Regions from separate parts of the Homo sapiens genome. Here region 1 is linked to region 2. A link is a loop called in an ENCODE intact Hi-C map of the cell type or tissue named here. Cell type or tissue: heart right ventricle. All regions are shown on one strand. Each heading gives the region's core, and the rest is flanking DNA. Links, peaks and the distances in the headings are about the cores only.

Evidence for each region. A loop is a pair of places that touch in the nucleus more often than their neighbours do. Peaks named below come from ENCODE experiments on the same cell type or tissue, not always from the same donor. Only the 100,000 strongest peaks of a DNase experiment are listed, where the experiment ranks them.
Region 1: it touches region 2 in a loop (3-fold over the local background); 20 of 110 quality-filtered maps call a loop at or near these places.

Annotation. Positions count from the first base shown.
Region 1 is chr7:150,787,824-150,797,247 of GRCh38, forward strand. TMEM176B (transmembrane protein 176B) reads right to left here. Exons shown (of 7, transcript NM_001101312.2): 2 at 8,543-8,751; 3 at 6,138-6,248; 4 at 5,721-5,777; 5 at 5,265-5,492; 6 at 4,233-4,352; 7 at 3,478-3,800. The coding sequence starts at 8,746. The coding sequence ends at 3,708. Among named protein-coding and RNA genes, the nearest start is that of TMEM176B, 7.8 kb to the right of the region's middle. In heart right ventricle, for the core only: no CTCF peak of the experiment used is centred there; no DNase peak of the experiment used is centred there; H3K27ac peaks cover 1,207 bases.
Region 2 is chr7:150,871,424-150,880,847 of GRCh38, forward strand. It overlaps LOC105375567 (a long non-coding RNA gene), which reads right to left and starts at 5,707. Exons shown (of 5, transcript XR_928171.3): 1 at 5,586-5,707. In heart right ventricle, for the core only: CTCF peaks have their summits at 5,853 (motif pointing left) and 5,864 (motif pointing left); DNase peaks (open chromatin) are centred at 5,540 and 5,750.

The DNA.
Region 1 (9,424 bases), core at 872-8,871, 84 kb before region 2:
ACATTTCAGAAGCCTCTCTCGGCCTCAGACAGTTTTGGCTGATATCCAAAGCAGAAAGCAGAAGCTGCTCTTTCTGGCTTGTTAACGTCTGAGCTCCCGGAAGAGATTATACCAGAAAAGCCTAGGAGATTTACTGGAAATTATACTAGAGGAGACTGTGCTAGAAATGCCTGTGATTATAGAGATTATGCTAGAAGAGATGTTGTGAAGACAAAGGGGGTGGGGTGCCCCTCAGGCGGCACTTAGGGAGTGGGGAGCTGTCCTGGAGACCCTGAGGAGTCAGATGTGGAGGGAGAGGAGAGGCTGGTGGGACCAGGCAACAGAGGGCGATGGTGGCCTGAGGATGTGATGAGACCTCAGGGTGATATGCCAGGAACACCAGCTCCTGGGAACTGCAGCTTTCAGCTGTGGCAAAGGCAGGTGTGGTCCCACACCATGAGAGGCACCCCTTTATGGGGAACCCGGAGGGCTGCACAAAGGGCTCCTCAATAGTAAACAAGGAAGGGATTTTGAAAACGCAGTGCTGGGGCACACCTGATCCCCCTCTCAGGCTGTCCCAAGCTGTCTCCCGTCTCCCAGTGTCTGAGTTTGCTAGGGCTGCCGTAACAAAACACCGACTGAGGGGCTTAAACAGGAGAAATTTCTTTTCTCTCAGTTCTGGAAGGCCAAAGTCCAAGATTTGGCACCAGCGGAGTTCCTCTGAGGCTCTCCTTGGCTAGTAGATGCCGTCTTCTCCCTGTGTCCTCAGGTGGCCTTCCCTCTGGGCCTGTCGGCATTCTGATTGCCTCTAATATGACATCAGACATATTGGATGAGGGCCCACCACAATGATCTCATTTTAACTTAATTACCTCTTTCAAGACACTGTCTCCAAATACAGTCACATCCTGAGCTACTAGGGGTGAGGGCTTCAACATATAAATTTGGAGGGGACAAAAATTCAGCCTCTCACGCCCACCACCTCCCACCCTACCCCAGAAGCAAAAAAGGTTTCCTTCCTGCCTCAAGGACTCTGGTACTCTCCAGGCTTGAGGACCAGCCCTCTGTCCATGCTGCAGTATAGATTGAGATCTTTGCAGATGGAGTTCTGAATATCAACATCTGTGACAACTAAAAGACAACCCCCCTGCCCAACTTTGGCCAAAGTTCCTTGGAGTCAGGGTGGTGAGTGGGCAAGTAACTCAGTCCTATCAAATGTGCCCATGGACACTGAGGTCTGAGCAGCCCTGCGCACTCTGCGTTCTCATGGCTGTTCACGACATGAGCAACGGCAAGCTCAGGGTGCTCTGCCCCTGAGTGTCTGCTACTTTGCATTCTCCTTTCTCATGTTCCTTGTCTTCCTACAGTTCTTCAGCAAGCACACCACCTTCCTGCCTGCTGCATCGCTAACTTGGCAGTCAAGTAACATTTGTTCTTTGTAGTAAAGGGTTTATGCCTCACCTCTTAAGCAGACTGTAAACTTCTTGGTGTCAGAAGCTCTGTCTTAAGTCTGTGTGTATCATAACCCTGCACACAGCAGGACATGGTAGTCGGGAACGGTGAAGGGTCTGAGATCTAACTGTACATGCAGGTCAACAAGTCAGTCTGCCACAGTTTCATGGATGCTGGTAGAAGCCACAAAACCCCGAGTTATGACAAAAAACAATTTATTACACACGGCAATAGCAGTGGCCACGGTAGCAGCATTTTTGCGTGGGTTCTAGGACCCCAGTTCCCACAGACAATGCAAAGAGGCATTGCAGGTGACACCAGCACAGCCGGTGGGCTGGGTTCTAGAAAAGGAACCCTGAGCTTAAGGAATCTGATTCTTTTATAACAGGTGATCATGCCTGTCCTTTGGTCCAGAAGAAGACACTATTTTCCAAGGCTGCCCATTAGGAGGTGAGAACATCTTTGAAAAGGCAGTCAGTGCCACTGCTCACAAGATGTGTGGAAACATGAGACACGGGGAAAGGCAGCCATCCGCATTTTTTGATGGGTTAAGCATTCCCTGAAGCCTGGCTAAGTGAGGCCCCATAGGTTCTTGCCCTGCTAATGGGTCTCTTTCCACACTATCCATTTCAACCCAGCTTGGCTTCTGGGCTTAGCTACTTTACATTTGCCTGTTTAGCAAAGAATTGGGGGCTTCCATTACTCCATCACTGGCAGTAAAATAAATGTTGAGGTTCAGGAGATTCTAAATTCCTCTGAGATTCTAATGTCTTCTTTACTGGGGACTGAGGGAGGGATGGGGACTGCAATGGTTCTGAGTCCAAGTTTTTCTGCCTGATGATTTGTGGGCTCTGGACCCTGGGAAATGAGGAAACCAGCTGGCTACACACCCGCTGCTCATCCAAGGCTGGCTCCCCTTGGAAGGGATTCTTGAGCACTCCACACCCCTCAACAGCGAAACAGAACGTAACATTCTACACTGCAAGCTCCTACATCGGGGCCAGCAAGCTTTGTGTGTAAAAAGCCTAATAGTAAATATTTTATGCTTTGTGGGCCATTCAGTCTCTGTTAAGACTCCTCAACTCTGCCCTTGTGGCACAAAAACAGGTACAATGTGTAAAGAAATGGGTGTGGTTGTGTTTAGATACATTTTTATTTACAAAATTCAATGGCAGGCTGGATTTACCCCTCAGGCTGTAATCGGCTGACCCTGTCCATATTCTGAACACACTCCTGTCTCGCAGGCTTCTTTACAAGCCTCTATGTAAAGCACAGGCTGGTGAGGGCCCCAGGAAGAGCAGCACCGCCCTCGGCACAGGCCCCTACTCCAAGTCCTGTGCAGGAGCAGGTCTTGCCCAGCGCAGCAGCTCTGCACCTCTGTGGCACCGCTCTGCCAAGAGGGAAGGTGCAGGCCCTGCAGCCCATCGCCTTGGATCTGAAGACCAGCCCTGTGGGGCTGCTAAGTCATGAAACTGGCCTCATGGAGATTTCATAAAGCCCCTACCAGCTTTCCTGCCCTTCAGAAATGCTTACATCTATATATTTATGTTATATCTTCATATATAAAGAAAATGGAAAAAGTCAAAATCAGTTTGCTATCATTTACAATGAAAGGAAGGAAGACTAAGGATGTGTTTATGTGTGTGTGGAGACAGGAAAAGAGACAGAACCAACACTAATTACTGCAAAACGAAAAAAGAGAAAGGAAGGAAGACAGGGAGGGAGGGGGCAAAAATCTCATTCCATGCTCCACACAGTTCTCTTAAGTCTACAGGCCGAGGTTGTAGGAGCCTAGACAATCTCAGCAGGTAAGAAGATTCTAGGCCCACTAGACTTACACTTTACACTGAATTGAAGAAAATCATAAAAAGGGGTTTTGCCACCTGGATGTACAGCAGAACATAATTAAATTTAATCTTCTTGGGACAGTGTTTTAATGGGATAAATCAGCTCCCATTTAACCTCATACATAGCGACACAAAGAAAGGCCTTTCATGGCGCACGAGGTGTATAAACAAAGGGAAACCATATCTTTCTGGGCAAAACTGCTTTTCTGGATTGTTTATTATGTTTAATCAGCATTGTGGAAAATGCAACAATATCTGTTCATGGACTTGAGAACCCCAGAGTGGGAACAGCAGGTGCGGATGTGGGGAGAAGAAAGGAGGAGGGTCTGGAGAGCGGCCATAGGGGAGGCAAGTGTGAGGAGCCAGGAGTGGGGGCCCTGGGCTGCCCTAGACAGGGACATGCGGGCACCCCGTGGGGTCTTTGGCAGCTCACAGGACAATGGCAGTGGAGGTCTGCTCCCTAGAGGGCGAAGGGGGCACTGAATTCTCCCCCAGTAGCCTCTTCTCTGATCCTTCCTCATTCTGGAAAAAAAAGAAAAAAGAAATCCTTAGGGGAAAAGGATGCAGGCAGAGTTAGTATCATAGAACTCAGAAAGCAGAAAGAGGAAAGGAGGAGGGAAAGGAAAAGGTGACAGGAAAAGCAGATCAGGCAAAAAAAAAACAAGGTGGCAGAGGAAGGGGAGTCAGACGAACACCTGGGACAGGGCAGAGGGGAGAGTGGGGAGATCAGAGCAGAGGAGGGCGCAGAGAGGCACAGGGCGGCGACAGTTGGCCCAGGACCATGGTGATGGCCACATTCCCCAGACAGCAAAGGGGAGAGCTGCATATGGAAAGAAGCTGAGGGGCACCAGGCCCAGCCTCAGGTTCGGGTGCCCCTGGCCCCGCACTCCTACCTGTCCCACACACTCACCACCCAGACTCACGCTGCCCAGAGGCCCCTCCCCGACAACTCACCAGGGGCTGGGAGCTCTGGCCACACAAGTTTCGAAGACCTACTCCCAAGGAAACCAAGGACACAATGACCTTCAAGACACAGACAGCCAGGAACAGGGCACGGATTGCTGTGAACAACTTCTGGAGATAAGGGAAGAACAAAGATAGTCAGGTGTCAGCTACTCCAATGCTGCCCACATCACCACCCTCTCCACCCACCCAGGCACTGACTCTATCCAGCTTGCTGCTCCCACCACAGCTGACTGTGTTTCCAGCCACAGCTTCCATCCCGTTGGCTTGTCTGCAGAGTGAACTTATCACTCCCTGTCAAGAAGTGGAGACTATTCCTTCAACCCGTAGAATCTGGAAGGGCCTAGAACTGCTTTGGCCACAGTGAAAGTGACACTATACAGTGACAGGGAAGCCCTTAGCTGGTCTGGCAGCTTCTACTTTCTGTCTCCTGAAATGCTTGCAACTAGGGTACTCCCCATTGGAATCCAGTTTCTGTGCTATGAGAAGCCCAAGCCAAGTGGAGAAGCCATTGCCGGCTCTTGCTGACAGCCCCCGCTGAGCTCCGGACCATGCAACTACATCATCTCAGACCTCCAGCCTCGGCGAGCACTTGGATAACTTCACCCCCATCTGACTGTAACTGCATGAGAAAACCCGTGAGTGAGAATGGCTCATCTGAATCCAGCCAACTCACAGCACCGTGAGAAATAATAAGTTGTCATTTTAAGCCACTACATTTTGGTGTGGTTTTTAATTCAGTAATGGAAAACTGTGATACCAACACACCAGAAAAGCCAGAAGGGTGACCCACTATCTCCTCTCTGAAATGTCTCCTCTTTGTTCCTCACCCTCCTTGATTCAGAGAATCTTCGTGTCATGAGGTCTGAAAAATGTCTGTAGCTTACATTAAAACCTCCTGAATGAAAGACCCAGCATGAAGTCCAAGCTCAAAGAGCCTACATCTCTGTCCTCCAGGGCCCCCAGCTCCCTGGGAAAAAAGAGCTGTGATGGGTCCCCGAAGACTGGACTCTTCCTGCTCACCCTCAGCATCTGCATGTAAGCTCTACACTCCTCCTTCTGCCATTGGTTCTCTTGACTTCGCCGCATCCATCTGTACCCAGTGGTAGGGAAGACAGGGTCTGAGCGATCACACACAGTGTCGATGTATAAAAAGGGTTCAGTTTGCCAGATGAAGCTATTCACGCAGAGGACAACAGCAGCCATAGCTGTAGCAAAGCCTGCCAGGGTGAGCAGGCTGGATATATAGCCCTGGAAGAGAAAGAGGGTCATGACACACGCTCCTTCAATCGGTGGAAGAGTCATGAGGTCCCCGCCTCAAATCCCTCTCCTCTTCCCCAGCCCTTGTCCAGGAAACCCTCTCCTCCCCTCCAAGAAAGACCCCAAGATATTGACAACCAAAGGGCAGAAGACAGATAATGGAGCAGAATTCAGGAGGGGGTCAGTGAACAAGGTGGAGAGAGGGTGTCCAAGACTCACAGCAAGTTTGCCCGGGTGCTTCTCATGGACAATGGCCCCAGCTCCTGCTGCGATCACCTGAAAAGAGACACCAGAAAAAGGCCTCCAGTTTACTCTTCTGAATTGGTCTATCATCACCCTCCCACCAGCAGTTCCCAGAATAGCCAATGTGAAGCAGGATCCCAGGGACAGACAAAGAACTCTGACACACAGACCAGGATTCCACCTATACCTGCCCCACCCCTCCCATCTGTCTTCAAGAGAAAAATGGAAGTGACAGGGTTTTAGCTACACCCCAGAGCAGCCTCCTCATGGCCAAAGGCCATTTGGCTCCAGAGACTTTGGTCGCTTCCCCAAAGCCCCAACCAAGATCCATAAGCGCCTTCTTGCCCATCACCACTTGCCTCCCTCCAGGCTCACAGCCTGTTCCTTACTCACCACAGACCCCGCCCAGAAGGCACAGCCTGAGGCACTCAGCACAGTCCAGGGCCCCAAGCTGAGACACACTCCAAGAACACAACTCACAACCCCCAGCAATATCTGAGTCACCTGCAAGACAGGATGAGAAACCAGACCCCTTCCCGTGAGTCCACATGCCCCGGCTGCCCTGGGACCAGCTGCCTGGCTCCTACCTAGGTGGCTCTCCTCTCCTTTTCCTCTGCCTTGACCTCTCTGCAGCTCTGATTCTGGAAGATTCTGTCCCCTTAAAATCCATGAAGCAGCACTGGCCTGGGTCTCCCCTCACCCTTCTCATAGGCTTGGCTATTTATCCTTCATCAATTTTTCCCAACTTCAACACTTTCTCATCCCACCTGAAGATTCCCACTTTTCCCCCCCCATTCTCCTTCAGAGGTCCCATTGTCCCATCCAAACCCCCAGCCTGACCTGAGCTTCTGGCCTATCCTTTCTCTTCAGATCCAAACACACACTCTTGAGGGCTCTGTGGCAGACACAAAGAAGTGCCGCTGAGACCTCCTTCAAGAAAGGGCTTGTTTGATTGCTGACAGCCTGCAGTTGTCAGCTCCTTCAGGGTCACCCTAATTTTTCAAGCTGAAGACACACACTGAGGAGGGCCCCCCAGCCAATGATTAAGCAAGACAGTGGCTCAAGGGCCATCTCCACCCAGTGTGGAACTCCTGCAGTGGGCAACCTTTGCCTGGGAGCTCCCCCACTGGCCTGGCAGAGTCTGCATTGCAGCCTGATGGTTCCTCCTGCTCAATCCTGCTCCCCCTCTTTTCATTTCATAGGTGTCATACCCCAATAAGCCGTTCACACACCCAACTCCGACTCAGAAGAGAACTCCTCTTCTTCCTGGAAAACCCAACTGTCACCACCTCCACATCCTACCAGCATCTCGGATTTGTCACATCCAAATCCCCTACTACCACACACACACACACACACACACACACACACACACACACACCTCTCGAATGGCTGCTCCTCCTGACTTTCAGGGCTCCGATCTCCTGGTCACCCACACTTCAACCCTCTCTGCATGCTGTGAATGCCTCTCTTTCCTTATGCCCCAAACCCCTTCACTCCCATGCCATGGAGGTCTGTGAAGGACAGGGACTCCTTTGTCTCCTCACCATTTCTGCTATGATTATGTGAGTGCAGATCCTCGATCCTTCTCACCTGGATGCCTCCTGACTCTGAGGCAGGTTCCTGCTCAGAATCCATTGACAGCGTTCTCACTGTCAAAGCTGATTCAGGACAGACTCCTCACCTGGTCGTTCAAGGCTCTCAGCAATATGGGCCCAAATCACCCATTCATGAAGCCCATTCCCTTTACTCTTAACCATTATAGAACTTGCCCTATGCCTTCTGGCCTCTTTGCCTTTGCTCCTGCCATTCTTTAACCTGGAATTCTTTTTTGTCCATCTTCCACCTCTGTCTATACCTATTCCTTCTCCATTCAGGGTTCTCCTGCCCTCAAGGATGTCAGATGTGCTTCTCCCTCACCTGATCTACCTTTAGTTCCAGTCATTAGTGTAGCTGCTGTTCCTTCTGATGGTCACTGAGTACTTTTAGATATAGCCCAGGGATTCTCTCTGTAGCTTGGCCTGAAGTGCTGAACACATTGCCTTGCACCTGTAGGCTTTCAGTCCATGTGGGGTCAATAAAACCGAATTAACAGCCTCTAGACTGTTCTTCCTGTTGCCCTACCTCTGGCTGGGACCGACTCCTCTGTGCCAAAGAGGAGGTCGATTCTTCCTTTCCATCCAAATTTCTGTGGGGACACTTACAACTTTTTCCTACACAGAATGAGATATAAATAGTGATTTCTCATGTCCCTCTCATGGGAATTCAACCCACTTTCCTCTTTTGCATCCTATTGAAGAAGGAGAGTTTCCACTGTGAAAGCTGAGCCTACAAATGGGGTCATTCTTGTCACACTCAACTAAAACAGAGTCGAGAGGCCAGGGGCAAAAAGCACTCGGGGCACAAAATGTTGCTCCCAAAATGTAATTCTCTACAAATCAGGCTGCTGAAGCTGCCTGCTGCAACCTGAAACCAGCTTTATCTACAGCTTCTGACCTTGCTACAACTCTAGGATTAGTTTTACTCATGCCATCGCTCACCCATCAGAGCTCACCAGCTCCCCAAAACCTATGATCTTTCATGAAGGGCAATATGTAACATTTCTCCTTTTTATAAGCCTCTAACCTTCTCTTTGTTCTAAAGACATACTGGAGACCACCTGGTCTGTGTGTATGCCCCAAATTGCAATTCTCTCCTCCCAAATAAAACGTTTTAATTTTGAAGATTTGGCTCTATATTTTAATTGACCTCATCACCTCGTTAACGTGCCCCCCAACCCCGCACCACCCCAGTCTTACCCCTAGAGCCAGCTGCTCATAACCAATCCTGGCTGTGGAAGGCACAGTGTCCCCAGGGTGAAAAAGAAACTTCTTCAGAGAACCTCCAGCTTTCAGCAGTTGTGTCAAAGCTGACTCCTGGTGGATGTGGACGTTGACGTGGGTGGGCTGGGATGGCCTAGAGGCCATAGCAACTCCATTCACAATCACCGTGTTTTGCGTCATCCTGCCTGCCAGGGAGAAGACATATAGCAGTGAGGTCTGGGAACTAGGCGAGGGAAAAATACACAGCACAGGTGAAAGGAGAGAAATAGTGTCTTTGTCAAGATCCCAGCTGGGCACAATAGCTCACGCCTGTAATCCCAGTGCTTTGGGAGGCTGAGGTGGGTGGATTACCTGAGGTCAGGAGTTCAAGACCAGCCTGGCCAATGTGGCAAAACTCCCTCTCTACTAAAAATACAAAAATCCGCACGGTGGTGTGCACCTGTAGTCCCAGCTACTCAGGAGGCTGAGGCAGGAGAATCACTTCAACCTGGGAGGCTGAGGTTGCAGTGAGCTCAGATCTTGCCACTGCACTCCAGCCTGGGCAACAGAGTGAGACTCCATCTCAAAAAAAACAAAAACAAACAAACAAACAAACAAAAAACAGTGTCTTTGTCAAAATTCAAAGGGGCTTCCCAGTGCAGATATCAATGGCACTGGAAATCAATAGTGATTTTACACATAAAAAAGTTAAGAGATACAAAAGGGTATATATACCTTTAAAACCTTATCGCTCATCTTTTTCCCTCAACCACCTATTTGCCTTGCAGATGCAAAGTAATATTATCAGTCTCTTATAAATCCTACCATGACATTTTTGCATACAAAAGTGTGAAAAAGTATTTCTGCCCCCTTTTCCCA
Region 2 (9,424 bases), core at 1,081-9,080:
AAACTCTTAGAATAAAATGTAAGCATAAATCTTCACGACCTTGCCAATTTTAGGCAATGATTTCTGAGATATAACATCAAATGCCCAAGCAACAAAAGAAAAAAATGATAAAATAAACTTCATCAAAATGTAGAAACCTTTGTGCTTCAAAGGATATCATTAAGAAAATGAAAAGACAACCCACAGAATGGGAGAAAATACTTGCAAATCATATATCTGATATGGGTAACCCAATTTAAAAATGGGCAAAGGATCTGAACAGACATTTCTCCAAGGAAGATACATAGTAACCAATATCACATGAAAAGTTGCTCAACATCATTAGTCATAAGGGAAATGCAAATCAAAACCACAATGGGATACCACTTCATCCCCACCAGGATGGCTGTAATCAGAAAGACAGATAACAACAAGTGTTGGTGAGGATGTGGTGAAATTATAAACTTCATACATTGCTGGTGGGAATATAAAATAGTGCAGCTACTTTGGAAAACAGTCTGGCAGTTCTTCAAAAGGTTAGACAGACTACTATAGAATACAGAAATTTCACCCCAGGTATGTGTCCAAGAAATATGAAAATGTGTCCATACAAAAAGTTGTACATGAATGTTTATAGCAGCATTATTTATAATAGTCAAAAAGTTGAAACAAAACAAATATCCAATAACTGATGATTAAATAAACAAAATGTCATATATCCATACAATGGAATATCATTCTGCAATAAGGAAAAATGAAATATTGATACATGCTACAACATGGATGTACCTTGAAAACATTAGCTAAATGAAAGAAGACAAATGCAAAAGACCATGTAGTATATGATTCTACTTATTTGAAGTGTTCATAATATACAAATCCATAGAGGCAGAAAGTAGATTAGTGGTTGCCATGGTCTGGGAGGATTGGGGAGAATTGGATATAGAGTTTCTTTTAGAGGTAATGAAAACATTCTAAAATTGGTTGTGACAATAGATTTAATAAATCTATAAATTGTATAGTATGTGAATTGTATATCAATAAAGCTGTGATATTTTAAAAAGGATATGTTTCAGTATTTGCTGTTAAGTGATAAAGGCAAGTCACAGAATAATAAACATTGTAGAATTCTATTTATATAAACAAAAAACACACTTCCATATGTGTTTTAATGTTTTATGAACATTTACTCATATATTGTTTTTGTAATCTTTAAAAAATTTAATTACAAAAATGTAGCCATCCTAATATATAACAAAATAGAATTCATAGCCAGGAAATATCAAAAGAGATAGAGATATGTTATATCTATAGATGAAAAGAAACTCAAGAAGCATATCAGCTAATTCTAAGGTATGAATCTCATTAGGATCCTAATTTAAGTAAAGAGAATAGAAATATTTATAAGACAATTGGAAAATTAGAACACTGGATATTTGATGGTATTAAGAAATTATTGTTAATTCTTTAGGTTTGATAGGGTATTATGATTATGCTTAAAAAGAATTCCTTATCTTTTATAGATAGATGCTAGTGTATTTACTTTTTAAATGATATTATGTTTGCCATTACCTCAAAATAATCCAGTAGAAGGGGTGTGGAAGAGTTTGTGTAGTATGGATAAAATAAGAGTAGCCATGAGTAGTTGAAGCTGGATGATGGATTTGAGAGGGTTCATTATATCCTTCTCTCTACTTCTGTATCAGCTTGAAAGAGGTATAGTATATCTTGATGAAAGAAACAATAGACAAAGAAGATACAACATGCATAACATATATGCATCTAACAACATAATCTCAAGCAAGAAGAAGAAAACCAACAACATTGCTGATTTTAGTACATAAATCTCAGAACTGATAGATCAAGTAGACAAAAAAAGCAAAGACATAGATTATCTAAATAAGACATTTAATAAACTCATATTTGTATATAACCCTCCACAAACCAAAGAATGCATGTGTATATTGTGTACATATAACATTCACATAAACTGACCAAATAATGATTTTAAAAGAAGTCTCAAATTCTAAAGAATTGAAAGCATACAGACCATGTTCTGAGACCATAATGTAATGAAATATATGAATAAATAAATAAAAAAACCGTGCTCTTTGATAGTATGGCTTAACATTGTAAAGATATCCATCCTCCTCAAATGTTTTTTATAATTCCAATCCCAATCAAAATCCCAACCAGAATTTTTTAGGGGTTAATGAATTTATTCTAAAACATATGAAAAATGGGTTCACAAATGGTGAAATCATTTTTCAGAAAGAAGGACAAAGAAGTGAGACTGGTCCCATCAAATATTAAGTTACACTATAAAGCCATGGAAATTTTTTTAATCATGGTATTGGCTCAAGAGTAGACCAACAGACCAACAGAACCAAAAAGAGCTCAGAGACTCATGAATATAAGGGAATTACGAAGAAACAGGAAAAAACTGACTGTTTAGTAGGTTATAGTGGGGAAAAGCTCCCATAATATGGAGAAAAATAAAACTGCATCCTTACCTGATATAATATACAATGAACTTCAGCAAGAGTAAGAATCTATACATAAACAGTGAAACTAAAAATGTAGGAAAATATTTGTGACCTAAAGGTGGAAATTTTCTTAAACAAGACCTAAAAATCATAAACCACAAGGTAAAAAAATATGTAGATTTGATTTCATTAATATTACAGGTTTCTATTCAACAAAGGAATCCATAGTCAAAGTTGAGAGGGAGAAGATACTTTCAACATCTCAAACTGACAAAGAATTCATAATTAGAATATATAGGAAACTTCTGCAAATCTGTAAGTAAAAGTCAGAAACCCATTCTATAAATGGCAAAGTATAGAAGCAAGTAATTCATAGAAAAAACAAATTAATAACAAATATATCAAGAGATTATCAAAATTAGAAAATTATCTAGTGCCAAATATAAGCAGGGCTTTCAGAAACACAAACATGGGTCTAAGGTGGGTTTTGTGCCTTTGGAAATGTGGACTGATGAAGCCTCTCTGTAACATAGCCTGCATGTACTTGGTGAAATTGAACATACATACATCCTATGACTCAGAAAGCCCACTACAAATTATACCTAATTGAAAGAAATTCTCCCCCAGGACTATGAAGGGATGAGAACAAGGATGTTCGTCATAGCATTTGTCATGGCAGTGGGAGTTGGAGGCAAATTCAGTATCCATCCTTGGAGGAATGGATGAGTCAAATGGACTGAATGTACACCATGAAGTACCAAGAAACATGCTGTACTTGTTGGGTTCTCAAGGAAGCAGACACTGAGATGCTGAAATGGAGTTAGATTTATTGTGGAGCTAACACCTGGGAAAGAAAAGGAAAAGAGGCCAGAACTAAGATGGCCTGAGGAAGGAATCCTGTAGGGGGTAGAGATGGTCCAGACTTTGAACTGCCACTCGGCTCAGTCATTGACTGGGGACCACCCAGAGAAGAGCAGAGCCTCACTCAAAAGCTAAGATAGACCCTGAAGAATCTAACAGCTTGAGCCATCAGCTGACCCCACACACACATGCACACACACAAGCACGCACGCACACACGTGCACACACACACACGCACACACACACATGCACACACACTCTCACACACACACGCACACGCACACACACACAAACAGCCATTGGGGAAATCCAAATTAAAGCCACATTGAGATGTCTCTACACACAAATTAGGAAAGTTAAATTTAAAAATGGTGATAATACCAAATGCTGGAGAGGTTGCAGAGAAACTGAATCTCTTACACATTGCTGATGTAAATGAAAACATACTTTGTTAGCTTATAAAACTAAACACTCACTTACCGTATTACCCTGCAATGACATTTCTGGGCACTTATCCCAGAGGGATGAAAACTTACATTCAAACAAAAGCCTGTACGCTAATGTTCATAGTAGCTTTACTTATAACAGCATAGGAAACAGCCCAGATGTCTCTCAGTGGATAAATGGTTTAACGAACTCTGTCACAATAAAATACTATTCAGTCATGAAAAGGAATGAACGATTGATATATGCAACAACCAGCACAGACATCGCTAAGCATATGCTTAGTGGCGGAGAAAGCCAAACTCCAAATGTCACATGCAGTATGATTTCACTCGGATAGCATTCCCAAAATAAGAAAACAACAGAGATGGAGAAAAGGTTAGGGATTTCCAGGGGATGGGGATGGATTGGGGTGGTGGCATGGATGTTAATAAAAAGAGGTAGCAAGAGGGAGTTCTTTTGTGGTGTTGGAGCAGTTCTGCATCTTGACTGAGGCGCTGCTTACACAAATCCACACCTGACAAAAACACCTGACATAAACTTGCATAGAACTGTATGCACACACAAAACCACACACACAGAGAGAGACAGAGAGAGAGACAGAGAGAGAGAGAGATGAATGCAGGTTTAAAAGCAGTGAACACCGAATAACTTCTGTAGCCTAGTTAATAGTAGTGTGTACCTATGTGGATTTTCTGGTTTTGACATTGTACTCCAGTTATCTGTGTCTTAGTCCATTGAGGGTGTTATAACCAAACACGTAGCTAGGTGGCCTATAAACAACATAAGTTAATTTCTCACAGTTCTGGAGGCTGGAAGTCCAAGATCAAGGCCCTGGCAGCTTCAGTGTCTGGGGAGGGCCTGCTTCCTGGTGCATGGACTGGCCATCTTCCCACTGCGTCCTCACATGGTGGAAGGGACAAGAGAGTTTTCTGCGGTCTTTTTTTTTTTTTATAAGGGCATTAATCTCATTTGTGAGGGCACTGCCCTTGTGACCTAATCACCTTCCAAAGGCCCCATCTCCTAATGCTACCACTATGGAGATTAAGATTTCAACACATGAATTTGAGGGAGACATACTCAGTCCATTGCAAGATGTCACCATTAGAGAAATCCAGTTGAAGGTTCACAGAACTCCGTACTCTTTTTGCTACCTCTTGTGAGTTTATAATTACGCCAAAACTAAAAAGCTTTCTTAAAAATATATATACAAATTCTCAAGTAAAATATAGTAAACTTGTTACTTTTTCAGGTATTTGATGCCTTTATCTGTAAATTCTTTCAAAGGAAATATGGCATGAACAAATATTGAGACAGGGATGTTTCACCAACTCTCAACTCCCCTTATTCAAGGGTTGGATCATAATAACTACATCTAAGTAATCCAGAAATTATCATTTTACTGAAAACCACGAAGACTATGTAGATGGAGAGAGATGAAAGAAGTACTATTTTTAAATCTGCAGCTTTATATCAATATACATAAATACATACCAGATAACCATATTTTATAAGAATACATATATATTCAAGGGTATATGTCAAATTTTAAAAAGAAAGGGGATTTGGCGTGGTCCTATCATTATGAAAGGGGATTCGGCGTGTTCCTGTCCTTATTTTACTCATCATGTCATCCCCTATCGTCTACCAGGCGTCCAGGCGCTGAGGACCAACCTTCTCTTCCTCCTCTGGCTAAGAAAACAATCAGCTTTCCCAGAGCCACCGCTGTCTGGACGCTAGATGGCGCCGCTGAGCTCCCCCCACCCCCCGCCTTTCCCCCACCCCCCCGCCTCCTCCCCACCACCCCGCCCACACCTGCGGTTCCTGCAGAGGGGTTGCTCAGGTGACCGGGCCGTTTGGACCACTTGGTTCAAATTCAGGATCCAGGTAGATGCAGCTGGGGAAAGCAGGGAGGAATGGGAGGCTACAGACAGAATGACCACATGCGTGCCTTCCTGCAGGGCTTGTCTTCTCCAAAGCCCCTGGTCAGTCACATGTTTTACTTGGCTCCCTTCCTTCTTCCTCGCCTTCTCCAGACCCTCTAAGCATGTGCCTTTGTCTCTTCCCAAACCTCCTGAGTCGCCTGAGGCCCTCTGGTGGTTCAATTCTTTATTGGAAGAACAAGCAACATGTTTACCCCAAGGGTTTCCACGGAGAAATACAAACACGTCTATTATTGGCAAGAAAAGCAGCACTGATTTGTTGAAGAACTAGGGAATTGTTCTAATTCTGCAGATTAGTCTCTTCTTGTCTTTGGTTGAAGTAACACAACCATCTCCATAGAGGTTCCTAAGCATAGAGGAAGATTGTATTGTAACAATACAAGGCTGCCGTAACTATGTAATTGGCCATAATTGAAGACAAGAATGGTGGGAAGTATGGGTTTGCAATTACCTAATATTCCTGTCCTAACCCATTTCAGGAGATCTTGCTGCGAGGTGCATGTTACCCATATAACAGACCCTGGGAGTATACCCAGGAGCAGTGGTGCGGATCACAGAAGGGGCTTTAAGACGCCCCTGGTGTTCTATGGCCATTAGCTACCAGTAGGAGCAGCTGCACCCCTGGCTGACCACAGATGTGGCTGTCAAACACAGTGAGTTAACAAAGGACAGTGAAACAGGGGGACGTGCAAGTCAGAGGAGATGCCTGCTTCCTCCTAGATCCCCACCATTTTCCTGGCTTTCTACTCTATTCCCAAAAAGAAGACACACTGGGGTAGAGGGCTGAGGGGAATAATTCAGTCCACAGATGCAGTTTTCTCTCTTTTTGCTACCATGGTTCTGAATGAAGAGCTAATATTATACTATTCCCACCTGTGATGAGCCCCAGTCCTTTTGATTCTTTTTCTTCTTCATCATCCATCCAAACGTCCCCAAGTGGTAAACAGGCCAGCAAACCTGTTATCCTCTCTTCTGTCCCTTCCACACATGTTTTAGCTTTAGTGGAAGCTCACAGAATAACCCTCAATTATCTGTTGTGGTCTGTGGCATTACCTTCTTAAAGGAAAGCTGATGGGTTCTTTCAACAGGTTTGGGGTCCACTCCCAGCTAACAATTAGTGTGACCTTAGCCGAGCACAGTGTCTCACGCCTGTTATCCCAGCACTTTGGGAGGCCGAGGCGGGTGGATCACGAGGTCGGAGATCAAGACCATCCTGGCTAACATGGTGAAACCCCATCTCCACGAAAAATAGAAAAGAAAATTAGCTGGGCGTGGTGGCGGGCGCCTGTAGTCCCAGCAACTCATGAGGCTGAGGCAGGAGAATGGTGTGAATCAGGGAGGCTGAGCTTGCAGTGAGCCGACATCGCGCCACTGCAGTCCAGCCTGGGTGACAGAGCAAGACTCCATCTCAAAAAAAATTGTGTGACCTTGTTTTCCTTTACCATTGTTTCTAGTTGCCCAGGAATCTAGTGGGAAGATGTGGCTATGGTCTGGGGCAGGATATTTTGGGAAGCCTGGTGTCCAGGGATATTAGGCAAACAAACTTTTGCATTGCACTTAATATTTCAGAAACCCAGCTGAATAGCTCTTATTTTTATGGCACTAAGAAAGTAAATCTTAAATCTTTGCTCTTAACACCATTAAGACAAAATTATTATGAAAATTGGACAAAGTGCCTTATAGCAGCTGATATATTTAAAACATCAATGATTGTACCCTTAGCATTGTTTTATTTTTATTTTTTAAAATTATCTAAACATTGTTTCAAAGCTTGTGAAACTACTAAAAGACAAAGGATTGTAAATGTCAATGAAAGGAAAAGTAAAACAGCAAGTATTTTAGCATACGGGGGCAATCAAGTCATAAAGAAAAAGGGTTAGTAGCTCACTAGACAATAAATTATTATAAAGAAGAGCCAAGAAAAGTATTGCTTTGAAACTTTTTACTTTTAACCTTCAGCCTTACTGAAGAATTTGTTCACTATACTTTAAAAATTTATTATTCTGATCATATTTTCCTTGATTTAAGAGTAGTGTCTTCAACATTAGCTGATATACCTACTAATAGCATCCCACGTCCTACCATCATTTCTTACATCTGACATCTTCTGCTGTTGATCCATAGGTTAACAAAACAAAACAGAAACTACACACAGAAAGAAAAAGAAAGGGAAGAAAGAAAAAAGAAGGAAGAGAAAAAAGCAGAGACCACTTCCAGAATGATTGTATGAGGAGCTCTGCAGACCTGCTCCCCAGCAAAACACTTATATCTAGTTAAATGATTTTTAAGCATTTAAAGTCTCTGGAAATTGTTCCCAATAAGAACAATGAGAATCTATGACACTTGAGCCATGACTCACTTCCTCTCTCCTCCATCCCCCCAACTCACTTAACAGAAGCTCCACTCTTCATGGACTTAGCCAGGAAAACACAGCTCCCTCTCCATCCAGCTCCCAGTCAAGCAATACAATGGCTCCCCAGAAGAGGCAGGCCACCAGAATTCCTCAGCCCCCATTTTGCACAGGCTAAATTGTAGATGAGTGCAGCTGAGAGAATGGAAGCTTCTCTCCTCCACCCAGTCCCCACTCATAGGTGGAGACTACCCCAGGTGATGCAGGCTGAAATTACTGAAGCCCCAATTGCGTTTGGATCAGAGGTTCCATGCTACAACAGCAACCTGAGAAGACAAGAGGCTACTGCCACCACGCAGAGCCCTGCTCTGTAAAGCAGGAGGGCTCTGAGAGAAGCCAGCCACAGCCCCTACCCCCAGGTCTTGAGCAGTGACTCAAAGATTTTGCCCAAAGGAAGAGGTAGATCATAAGAACAGAGAGCACTGAAGCTCTCCCCCGACCCCCCAAGAAACTAACTTGATTTAAAACAGGATGTAGAGAAGTTCAAGCATAAGGGAACTCGCAAAAACAATGGAGATTTTGGTGGTAAACAATAAAGATAATGGGATAAACTATATGCCAGCCAGTTTACCAGAGAAAACAAAACAAATAGCTAAGAAGAGTCCTTCCACTGTCTGAACAAACCCCAAAGACTGGACTCAAAACAATCCTACAAAGGGACCCAAATTTATCTGGATCATACTGTGAAGCATTGCATACTCCAGGCATTGTAGAAAAACAATAGAAAATCAGCCAGTAATTAGTGTACCCTGACAGCTGGGTGTGATGCCAACAGAGACTGATGGCTTAGCAAAGAGATCAGGAAATGAGAAAATTAAAGAGAGGCCGGTTAAAACTTCTGTCACCCCAGATGACTGACTGTACATGTACCTAAGGCTGTGCCCTCTGAGGAGTGAAATCAGAGGCTTCACATTATGGGGAAATACACTTCACAAAATAGTCAAGCAAAGTCACTAAACAAATAAGCCAAAAACAACAAGAAGCCTTGGCCAGGAGTAAGGAGTACGTGGAGGGGAGGGCAGCATCAGTATCCAGAGTTGCTCCAATATATTATCTAAAATATGTTATCTAAAATGATCAGCTTTTAACAACAAAGCATTATGAGACATGCAAAGAAACAGAAAAGTATAACCCACAGAATAAAAAAACCCGGCAACAAAAACTCTGTGAGAGGGCCCAGATGGGGGAATTAACAGAGACATCAAAGCAGCTGTTATAAATATGGTCAAAGTACTAAAGGAAACTATGCTTAAAGAAGTGAATAAGGTTATGACAATGTCCACTCAAATAGAGAATATTAA